Linked DNA regions of Mus musculus: region 2 is linked to region 1. The links are chromatin contacts, found by Hi-C or POLR2A ChIA-PET in ENCODE. All regions are on one chromosome and are shown on one strand. The core of a region is the stretch at or near the end of the contact, and the rest is flanking DNA. Distances in the headings are between cores, read along the strand shown. Region 1 has its middle 17 kb from the start of 9330102E08Rik. Region 2 overlaps Tead4 (TEA domain family member 4).

The links. A loop is a pair of places that touch in the nucleus more often than their neighbours do. ChIA-PET counts read pairs that join two places held with the same protein, here RNA polymerase II (POLR2A).
Region 2: POLR2A ChIA-PET joins it to region 1 with 35 read pairs in embryonic stem cell. The contact joins two enhancer-like sites. A Hi-C loop is called at or near these places in 1 of 37 maps with a recorded cell type or tissue (T-helper 2 cell). POLR2A ChIA-PET finds 5 or more read pairs at or near these places in 4 of 5 experiments (Patski and embryonic stem cell).

What each region holds. Positions count from the first base shown.
Region 1 is chr6:128,197,478-128,203,132 of GRCm38, forward strand. It overlaps the pseudogene Gm4691. Among named protein-coding and RNA genes, the nearest start is that of 9330102E08Rik, 17 kb to the left of the region's middle. Within about 2 kb of position 3,179, at least 1 of the 3 ENCODE cell types and tissues checked has a DNase peak (open chromatin) inside an H3K27ac peak, as active enhancers do.
Region 2 is chr6:128,284,589-128,289,898 of GRCm38, forward strand. The region is part of intron 1 of Tead4 (TEA domain family member 4); the gene reads right to left. Among named protein-coding and RNA genes, the nearest start is that of Tead4, 14 kb to the right of the region's middle. Within about 2 kb of position 1,328, at least 1 of the 3 ENCODE cell types and tissues checked has a DNase peak (open chromatin) inside an H3K27ac peak, as active enhancers do.

The sequences.
Region 1 (5,655 bases), core at 1,929-4,428:
GGGAGACCTGGAAAGGAGAAAACATTTGAAATGTAAATTTAAAAAATCCAATAAAAAAAGCAAATAAAAAGAAAGATCTCTTCAACTCCTTCCTCTCATCCTTTCCTCTCTCTCTCTCTGTCTCTCTCTCTGTCTCTCTCTCTGTCTCTCTCTCTGTCTCTGTCTCTCTCTCTCTCTCTCTCTCTCTCTCTCTCTCTCTCTCTCTCTCTCTCTCTCTCTCTCTGTGCTCAGTGTTCTACTAGAGCTATACCCTCTGTCCTCATTTTCCTTTTTAAAATTTGAGACAGGGTCTCACTAAGTTGCTGAGGCAGGTCTTGAACTTGTGATCTTCCTGCCTCAACTTCCCTAGTAGCCAGAAATACAGACTTTAGCCACTTGCCTAGCATCGCTTCTCATTTTTAAATAGGGCTGTCTTTTGTTGAGTTTAGAGTTATTCATATATTCAAGACAGACTGTAAGAGACAGAGCTTGCAAATTGTTTTCCCAATCTGTATTATCGTTAAAAAAGAAAACCTTTTAAAGATTTAATGTGTACAAGTGTTTTGCCAGCATGTATCTATGTGATTTCACAGGTGTGGTGGTGCACATGGAGGTCAGAAGAGGGATTAGATCCCCTTCGTCTGTAGTTATAAGAGGTTGTAAACTACCATTTTGGTGCTGGGGACCAAGGTCTTCTGCAAAAGCAACAAGAGCTGCTTGTTGTTGTTGTTGTTTAGGGGGGGGAGTTAAAAAAGTCCCTCTACATACTGGCCTTGGACGCACAGAGATCAGCCTGACTCTGTGTCCTGAGTACTAGGGTTAAAGAAGGTTGATACCATGCCTGGCATAATAAGAGCTCTGAACCATGGAGCCATCTCTCCAGCCCTCTGTATTGTCTTTCCATTTGCTTCTTCAGGTAGTGCCATTATGTAACCCAGGCTCTTGTCCTGCTGTACTGAGTTCTGGGATGACAGACATACACCCTGTACCTGGGCCATTTTACTTTCTTGACAATGGTTATATTAGTCTGGGAGGGCAACCATATGATATCATTGGGGATTTTTCTTGATACATATATATGTGTGTGTGTATATATATATATATATGTATATGTGTATATATACATATATATGTATATATATATATAAAACAAGGTTTCATATAGCCAAGCCAGGCCTCAAACTCACTATATCCATCTCTCTTTCTCTCTCTCTCTCTCTCTCTCTCTATATATATATATATATATATATATATATATATATATATATATATGCAAGAATGGCCTTGAATTTGTCATTCTCATACCTCTATCTTGCAAGTGCTGGAATTATAGATATATATGGCACTGTACCAGGCTAACATATAAGTTTTTAAGGAACCTAATTCAATCCATAACACTCTGCTCTCCAGGCTTCTAAGTTCTCATATATATTTTTTGACAGTCCCCAAATTCTTATCCCATGTCACTATCAAACTGTAAATCCAATGTCTTATCAAAATATAGGTAGAAGGTTATGAAGTCACAATCCTGTAATTCCAGCATATGATTGGGCAGGAGAATTGCTTGTGCCTTGGAGTTAGAGACAGGTACAGGCAATATATTGAGACACACACCCCACCCCCTAGATGTGGAAGTAATAGAAAGTAAACCTACCAAAACTTTCCAAAGAAAACAAAAAATTAAAAAAAAAACAAATGATTAAATGTCCCTAATCTTGAAAATCTGAAATTCTCCAGAACTTCTTGACTACTACGATGCAGCAAACAAAAACTTTCATACAGATGAAACACTTTTGCATAAATTAAAAATATTTTAATTACCTTCACACTATTGATTTCCTTATGCAATAAACCTTTCTTCCAGGAAAAAAAAAATGCCCTTTAAGATACACTTAAAAGTTACAGTTCTATTAGTCTTTAAGGCACAGATGAGAAATGTCTTGAAAAATAATCCCAGAACAGGATGACTCAAGAACACTGGCTTTTCTTCCAGAGGACCTGGGTTCAATTCCCATCACCCACATGGCAGCTCATGTCTGTAACTCCTGTTTCAGGGTTCCAAGGGTTCATACATACATATATATGTCATAACACCAAAACACATAAATAATTTTTTTTAAAAAACCAATGAGTTTTTGTGGATAAGTTACCTGGATGCCCAAGAAATGAAATCTTTTAATAAGCTCTCCTGGCCGATGGCTAGTCACCTTGTTTGGCTGTACATCCTCTAAGGATTAAGTAGTCCTGTTGTGGTACTGAAGGGAATGGAGGATGAAATGAAATTGATGAATGAAAAAATAATATATAGTAAAATGTTAGTAGGATTTATGAAGGAGCCTAAAATTATAACCATAGGAGGCAAATCTAAGTAAAATGATGAGTCTTAACTTTTGTCATCTCAAAGGCATTTTAAATTATCTTAATAAACCCTTGGAGGCAGGGACTAAATATAATTCACACCACTCTTAGTTTTGGGGAGCGACTTTCATCTACATCCTGAATAGCTGGTGTTCCACTCTTTGCCATGGTCCTGACAAAAGAAAGTCTATTGAGGTTTAGCACAAAACTGGGTTGCCTGAAAGAAGACATCTACAGCCTTGTGGCTTTGCCTTGGTGCTTGGTGCATTTGGCATATTGCTGGCACTGCCTGTGGACGTTAGCTCCCGCCCATGCCCCAGCCCCGGGCACAATCCCTACATAAAAGTGGTACCCCAGAGCATTACCTTCTGAGGCCACAAGCCAGCGAGCCCTAGACTAACGGTGCCTAAGGCCACTTTAGCGGACAATCCCAGATTGATCCTTCAGGAGGCGACCAGTAACGGTCCCCGGAGGGGGAGGGGTGACTCTACTGTCTGGGAAAGGGGTTCCGCTCCGAGCGGCTGACAGTGCCTTCCTGAGTCCGACGGGGTCTCTACGGCCGATCCGCTGCACCTACAACCTCTCCAGGGCCGCCCTGGCCTCCTCTCCCCTGGACTACGAGCTCCGTGTGCGAGAGGCCGCGTTACGAGTGGACGCTCCGAAATGCGACTCTGCTTCCTTGCTGGGTTATCACCGCTGCCCGGAGCCACCGGCTTCCCACCCCTACCCAGTGGAAGCTCACTGCCGGTCGCGTGCAACCTGAGGACTGCTGGAAGGACCGGTGAGCGCTGGGAGAGGAGCGCTGGCACGTGGGAGGCGGGGCCTCGGTGTGACGCCAGCGGCTGAGGGCGGAGCTCAGGGGTCCAGAGGGCAGAGCCCGGATGTGGAGAAATAGACTGAGGGCGGGGCTTGGTGCGCGAGAGGCGGAGCCCGGTGGGGAGCAACAGGACGAGGGCGGAACGTAGGCAGGCAAGAGGCGGAGCCCGGGCCTGAGGCACCAGTCTGTGGGCGGTGCTTGTTGCTCGAGAGTGGTGCAATAACTGAAGGATAAACTTAACAAAGTGTGAGAGGCAGAGCCCAGGGATTCAGTGGTCAGCTTGGGGTGGAGTTTAGAACTGCCAGACTCTGTCTGTGGCCAGTGCCCAAGCTAGTCGTTCTAGACCATGGCTGGGAAGGTAGGAGCTGTGGCTGCTGTTTCCCGACTCCTCCGGGCAGGCGCAGACCAAAGCGATCTATACCTCCGGAGCACACCACATTCCCACCCACCCAGCCGAGCTACGGAAACTCGCGGGGGCTCAGGGGGTCATAGTTGAAGTCCCTCAGTGGGATTTGGAAGGTGCGGGTCCTAGTGTGGGAGGTGGATGGAGAGTTGACTCCGTGGTTAAAAGAACCTTGCAGAGGACCTGGGTTTTATTCTCAGCATCCAGGTCGAGACTCACCTAGGGTGGGAGGGAATGGAAGGCATCATGGGAGAGGTAGTGGAAAAGCAGAGAGATATGAGAGCCCTGACGTTTGTTGCGAGGCTAGGATGGTTCTGATGGAAAATGTTGAAAATGAACTTTATGGGCACAAGAAACAAATAACTGTACGACGATGAGTTGTAAAATCCCTTAAAGTTTCAAACATTGGTGTTAAACTCCTCAAGTATATATTAAAAGTGAGCTTTTTAATTCAGTCAGGAACTCCCAGTAGGGGGCGCGCTGTGCCCTAGCTAGGTGAAAGTGAGACTCAAAGATTTGTTGGGCCAAAGTTTTTACTTTGAAGATTACCAGCTAGAAGCAGCTGATCATAATCATGTTCTGCTTTGAAGTGCGTGCTTTACCCTCCACTAGAATTGATATTTTGTTTTTATCTTTTCATTTTCGTGATTGGAAGGTTTTTTGTGGTTACTGGTATTGTAGGTTGGCAGAGTGCTGGCTCCCCATCAGTGAGGTCCTGGATTCAGTCCCAGCTCTGAAGAAAAACAGATGTACTTGAAAACTTGTTTTTGAACCTCGATATTGTTTATCTGGATATGTTTAAATATATGCTATATAATGTAGTTGGTATGGAAGAATTATTTCAAAGAGAGAGTAAGTCAGTTCTATCTTTTTGAACGTGCAAAGAAACCTAATAACCTATTTCACTTTCGCCTTATTCTTTTTTTTTTTGGGGGGTGCAGCGAACTTTATTGATGGTATTCAAGAGAGTAGGGAGGGCTCCCTAGGCCCCTCCTGTTATTATGGGGTCTGAGATGGAAATTGTGAGGGAGATGCTCAGTGTTGGGGGCCGAGTTGGGATAGGGCCTCTCTCTTGCTCAGTGTCCTTGCTGGGGTGGGTGGTCCAGGGTTTCTTACTCCTTGGAGGCCATGTAGGCCATGAGGTCCACCACCCTGTTGCTGTAGCCGTATTCATTGTCATACCAGGAAATGAGCTTGACAAAGTTGTCATTGAGAGCAATGCCAGCCCCGGCATCGAAGGTGGAAGAGTGGGAGTTGCTGTTGAAGTCGCAGGAGACAACCTGGTCCTCAGTGTAGCCCAAGATGCCTTTCAGTGGGCCCTCAGATGCCTGCTTCACCACCTACTTGATGTCATCATACTTGGCCTGATAAGAACAAACCCCAAGATGACTATCCTTGTCCCAAGTCACTGTCACACCAGAGACAAGCCCAGCTCTCCCCATACATACAGGTTTCTCCAGGCGGCACGTCAGATCCACAACGGACACATTGGGGGTAGGAACACGGAAGGCCATGCCAGTGAGCTTCCCGTTCAGCTCTGGGATGACCTTGCCCACAGCCTTGGCAGCACCAGTGGATTGCAGGGATGATGTTCTGAGCAGCCCCACGACCATCACGCCACAGCTTTCCAGAGGGGCCATCCACAGTCTTCTGGGTGGCAGTGATGGCATGGACCGTGGTCATGAGCCCTTCCACAATGCCAAAGTTGTCATGGATGACCTTGGCCAGGGGGGCTAAGCAGTTGGTGGTGCAGGATGCATTGCTGACAATCTTGAGTGAGTTGTCATATTTCTCGTGGTTCACACCCATCACAAACATGGGGTCATCGGCAGAAGGGGCGGAGATGATGACCCTTTTGGCTCCACCCTTCAAGTGGGCCCCGGCCTTCTCCATGGTGGTGAAGACACCAGTAGACTCCACGACATACTCAGCACCGGCCTCACCCCATTTGATGTTAGTGGGGTCTCGCTCCTGGAAGATGGTGATGGGCTTCCCGTTGATGACAAGCTTCCCATTCTCGGCCTTGACTGTGCCATTGAATTTGCCGTGAGTGGAGTCATACTGGAACATGTAGACCATGTAGTTGAGGTCAATGAAG
Region 2 (5,310 bases), core at 78-2,577, 85 kb after region 1:
GAGGGGAAAAAAAAAAGAGTCAGGAAGAAAAAACGATGTGACGGAGAAGGCACTTCAGGGGACCCCAAAGTACAGATGACAAAGAAAGGTGGCTTGTTTGTAGTTGGAAATGAAGTTGACCAAACAAGAAAGTTTCCTGTCAGCGGTGGGTGGATGGTTCCTGGAGAATAGAGGAAGGAGAACGAGCAGGGGAAAGAAAACAAGCGAAGGGGCCGGCCCTGGGCACAGGCCCACTTACTCAGCCAGAAAAACTGACCCCAGAGTGACTTTCTAAAGATGAGGCCGGCTTGCTGGAGATGGGAAAGAGGCCTTCTACTGTGTGTGTGTGTGTGTGTGTGTGTGTGTGTGTGTGTGTGTGTGTGTGTGGTGTGTGTATGTGTGTGTGTATGCATGTGTATGGTGTGTGTGTGTGTATTTGTGTGTATCTGGGGGAGTGTCTGTGTGTGTGTATCTGTGGGAGGGGGTGTCTGTGTGTCTGTGTGTGTGTATGTAGGTGTCTGTAGGGGTGTTTGGTGGGGGTGTGGTGTGTCTGTATTTGTCTGTGTGTGTCTGTGGAGGGTGTGTGTCTGGGTGTGTCTGTGAGGGTGTATGTGTCTGTACGTGTGTGTGTCTCTATGTGTGTGTCTGTGTGTCTCTGTGTGTGTCTCTCTCTCTGTGTCTCTCTGTGTGTGAATCTATGTGTGTGCCTCTGTGTGTGTGTGTGTGTGTGTGTGTGTGTGTGTGTGCTATGACTTGGGAAGGGTTTGGCTCAGTGAACTAGCACCTGCCTTTCACAGATCTCCTGTCTCCATCCCAGCAATGCACAGATGGGATCAAGCCAAACCTAGGTGTCCCAGTGCCTACAATCACCACTAACTGGGCCTTCATTCTGATTTCGATTAGAATCTAGTTTACTTAAAAGACGCTTCCAGAGTTCCAACTTAGCTCTTATCAGCTATGTGGCTGCTCAGCTCCTTGAGTGTCCACTTGCATGCAATGAGCCAGACAGAGTTTGAACCTTAGCAACAAAAATTGTAGCCAGGTATGGTGAATTAATGCCTGTAATCCCAGAATTCTGGGGACTGAGGCAGGAAGAGAGCCCCAAATTCAAGACCAATCTGTAAACTCATCCAAAATATAACCATGCCGCTAGTGGTGAGGGTTCGGGTGTCCTGGCCTGTTGGTAGGTAGTTCTGAGCTACTCAGGCAAGGCTCCAGATGAACCCCAGGTCTCTAAAACCAACAAACCAATACATAAACAATGTGAATCCATCAGAGCCTGGCCGTGAGTACCAGGGTACTGCCTTGGAGTTACAGCAGCGTTGCAGGGAGGGGCGGAGGAGGGGGAGGCTGTGTGTGAATCAGGAGGAATGAAAGGCAGAGCCGTAAGTGGGCGGGGAAGCACTTGGGGAAAGGAAACCCGGGCGGAGCCTCACGTGGGAGAGGTGGGAAGGGAAGCTCCCAGACCCAGAGAAATGGAGGGAGATAAGAGTCTTAAGAGACCACAGGGCTCAAGCTCAGCCTGAGCGTGGCTGCGGAGGACACCCTACTCATATCAGCACCCCAGCCTCTGTTCTTCGGAAACTTCGGAGCCAGACCCAAGCTAGCCTTTCCAAACAGCTGAGCTGTGGGTGTCTGCCGACCTGTCCCTAATACCTCCAGGAAGTGGGTCACAGCAACTGGCTTCCACACCCCTCCACCCTCAGTCTGGGGCCTCACAGTGGGCAACAAGGCCATGAGGAAACACGCTTTTACACCCCTGGAAACGGGCTGGAGGGGGGGGGGCGGGGGAGAATTAGACTCAAGTTTGCCATAGACTGCTGGAACCTCTAGAAAGCTTACACTGGGCCTCTTTGAACTCCAAAAAGAAAAGGTCAAGACTGTGGAATAGTATTCAGATATGAAAAAAGGCACTTGCTATCAAGCCATGGGGGAAGAGTCTGAAAAGATGAGTCTCTGCCTTCTCAACCATCCTAGAAACGACAAAACACGGGGGGCTCACAAACCCAGAGAAACTGAGGAAGATAAGAGTCTTGAGAGACTGTAGTTTCAAGCTCAGCCTAAGAGAGGTGGGAGAAGGACGCCCGCCAGCTCAGATCAGAGACACGGCTCTGTGGGTGACAATACTTGCTGGGCAAATGCTTGAGTTGAGATTTCACAGACCTGCACCTCCCAGGGCAGGAGGGAAGAGGAGGGGAGGACGGACAGATCTCTGGGGCTTGCTAGCCACTACCCCATCACCAGGTTCAGGAAGACCCTGTCTCAAGGGGATAAAGTGAAGCATGAGGTTATCTGGAGTTGGGGTAAAGATGAAAAGGACTTTTAGGGCTGTGGAATTCTCCTGCCTGGTACTGCCATGGTGAGTACATACCGTTATGCGGGCTCTGAGCCCCAGAGTAAGCCTTTCTGCAAGCTGTCTGCCTGCTAACACCAGCTCAGCTATCCCATGGGCACCACACTGACTTGAGATATTAGCAATCAGAAAAACTGGGGGAAGAGGCATAAATCTGGGGCCTCTCTACTTTCTCCTCCATTGTCTATAAACTCCAAATGGAAACATATTTAAGGTTTCCTTTGTTACTTTGATTATGTGTATGCACAGATGTCTGTGCCTGGTGGCTACGTGCACGTGCGTGTCAGAGGGTGTCAGATCCCCCAGCGCTCGAGTTGAGATCCTGAGCTGGGACACAGAGCTGGGACACGGGTGCTGGGAAGTGAACTAAGATCCTCTGCAAAAGCAACGCAGGCCTTTAGCTTTTAACCACTGAGCCATCTCTCCGGCCCCCAAACTGTTATTTTTTAAACCTAGTTACTGGGTTTGGTGCAGGAGACAGAGTCAATCTGCAAGCTTGAATCTCTGTGAGTTTGAAGCCAGCCTGGTCTACTGACCAAGTTCCAAGCCAACCACAGCTCCATAGTGAAAGGGGGGAAAAAAGTCTATTTAGGGCCAGAAAGATGGTCCAGTAGGTAAAGGTACCTGCAGCCAAGCTTTCAATCTCCAGGACCCACATGGTAGAAGAGAACGGACTCCCATCATGCATCCCCTGGGGCAGATGCTGCACACACTAAGGTTTACTCCCCAGCCTTAGGTTGGGCTAGCCCTCAGTTACTCCCCCAGGCACTCGGGGCTACCCTTATCCATCCAGGATCTGAGGTGAAGCACAAACCAGTAGCTGGAGCTCGGTCCCTCACTAAGTTCAAGACCTTCATGGAGAAGGAACACTCTACCATGACAGAGCCATGCCCCCCAGTACACACGAAGGCCCAGCTCCAAAAAAAGATAGGAGGCAGCATCCATCTAGCCTTGGCTCGTTTACCATAGAAATGTCTGAGAGCCAAGAGATGGGGAAGAAGACAGAGACACTGGACCAAGGTTACCAAATCAGAGGAGCCACCCTGACCCAGAAAACTCACCCCACTGAGTCCCACTGAGTCTCAGCCACACCCCCAGCACCCCTGAAGGCCTGCCAAGCACCCCACCTCCCATTCCAGAACAAATGGTCATTCCATTTGGAAATAAGGCCATGTAAATGGCTGAGGTGCAGGCTGGGGCAATAGCTTTGTTTTTTTCTGGGTGGAGATAGATTTGCCTGACCCACCATGCATGAAAGACCAGGTACCTAACACTGGCCAGCCAGAGAGGATGCCCACCGGAACCTGAGCCTCTTCCTCTGAAGTGGGTTCTACAGCGGGTGCTAAGCCAGGAGCAGTCGTTCACGGGTGATGGTGGGGTTGACGATGGGGGAGGGGGAGGGGTAGCACTGTTCTACCTCTTCTCTATAGACCACCCAGGTTCCATCCACAGCACCCACATGGCGGCTTCCCACCTCCTAGGGGGCACCAAGCACACGTATGGTACACAGACGGAGACACACAAAAATAAATAAATAAATCTTAAAAAGATCAGACAGACCCTTCACTATAGTTATACGCAAATGAGTTATAATCAAATGAGATGTTCAACATCATTAACCATTAGAAAATATAAAACATGGCTGGAAAGACAGCTCAGCAGTTAAGAGCACTGGCTCTTCTTACAGGGACCCAGCTCCTGTTCCTAGCACCCATGAGGTGGCTCACAACCACCTTTAACTGCAATTCCCAAAGGATTTTTTTCTGTCTGTTTTGTTGTTGTTGTTGTTGCTGTTGCTGCTGCTGCTGTTGTGGCAAGGTTTTCTTTGTGTAGCCCTAGCTGTCCTAGAACTTGCCCTGTAAGCCAGGTTACCTGCCTCTCTCTCTGCGCAACTACTGCCCAACCCAGGATCTTATGCAACTTCTGGCCCCCGTGGGCAGCAGACACACAAGTGGTACAGCATACACATAGAACAAATAAATAGCAGCAACACCCTGCTGGGAGGCTGAACGTGGAACACACTCACGTGTTGCTAAGTAGAATCGCAAAACAGTGCATCCTGGAAACCAGGGTGGCAGGTTCAAATACAGTGTATGAGCGTCTGTCTCTGCATGGAGATGTGAATTCCACAAGCACTGTGTGCCTGGTCACCATGGAGGCCAGAAGAGGTGCGCCAAATCCCAGGAACGGGTGCTGGGAACTGAACAAAGACCCTTTGGGAAAAGCAGCCAGTGCTCTCAACCAGCTCCCTGGCCTCATGTAGCAGCGACAAGATATTCGACATAGCTGTTACAAAAGACCCAGCCATCCCATTCCTAAGTATTTATGCAAGAAAAATAAAAAGCCTGTGCTCACACACACACACAAAAAAAAAAAAAAAAACAGGAAAAAACATGCTAATAGTAGCTTTATTCACAACTAGCTGGAAAACCTAAGATGACTAGAGACACTGTCTGTGGTTCATCCATTTACAGCAATGGAGACTACTCAGGACTAAGACGGTACAAGGTGAAGGTGAACAATCGGAACGGTTTGGATAGCTATCAAAGGCATGGCGAGTTAGAGAGGCCTGACCCAGAAAGCTATACAACTGTATGGTTTGGTTTGCATGACTTTCTTGAAAAGGCAAAATAACTGCAGGCCTAGAGAGAGACCAGATTGGTGCTGCCAAGATACAAACGTGGGGGAGGGGAGGTGGCTGTAAATGAAGAGATACAGGGACCTGGAACTGTCTTGTACCTTAATTGTGATGTGCCCTTACAACTCCATGCCTTTGTCCAAACCAGTAAACAGCACACCATCAAGAGCATGTTTTGGTGTATGTAAACTTAAAGTAGCCCTGGGCAGAGCTCAGTGGTAATCTGCCTGCCTCCAGCAAACACACACACACACACACACACACACACACACACACACACACACACACCTCCATCCTACCTGATGTGTGCAGCACAGATCTCCCCCTTTGATAAGCCCTG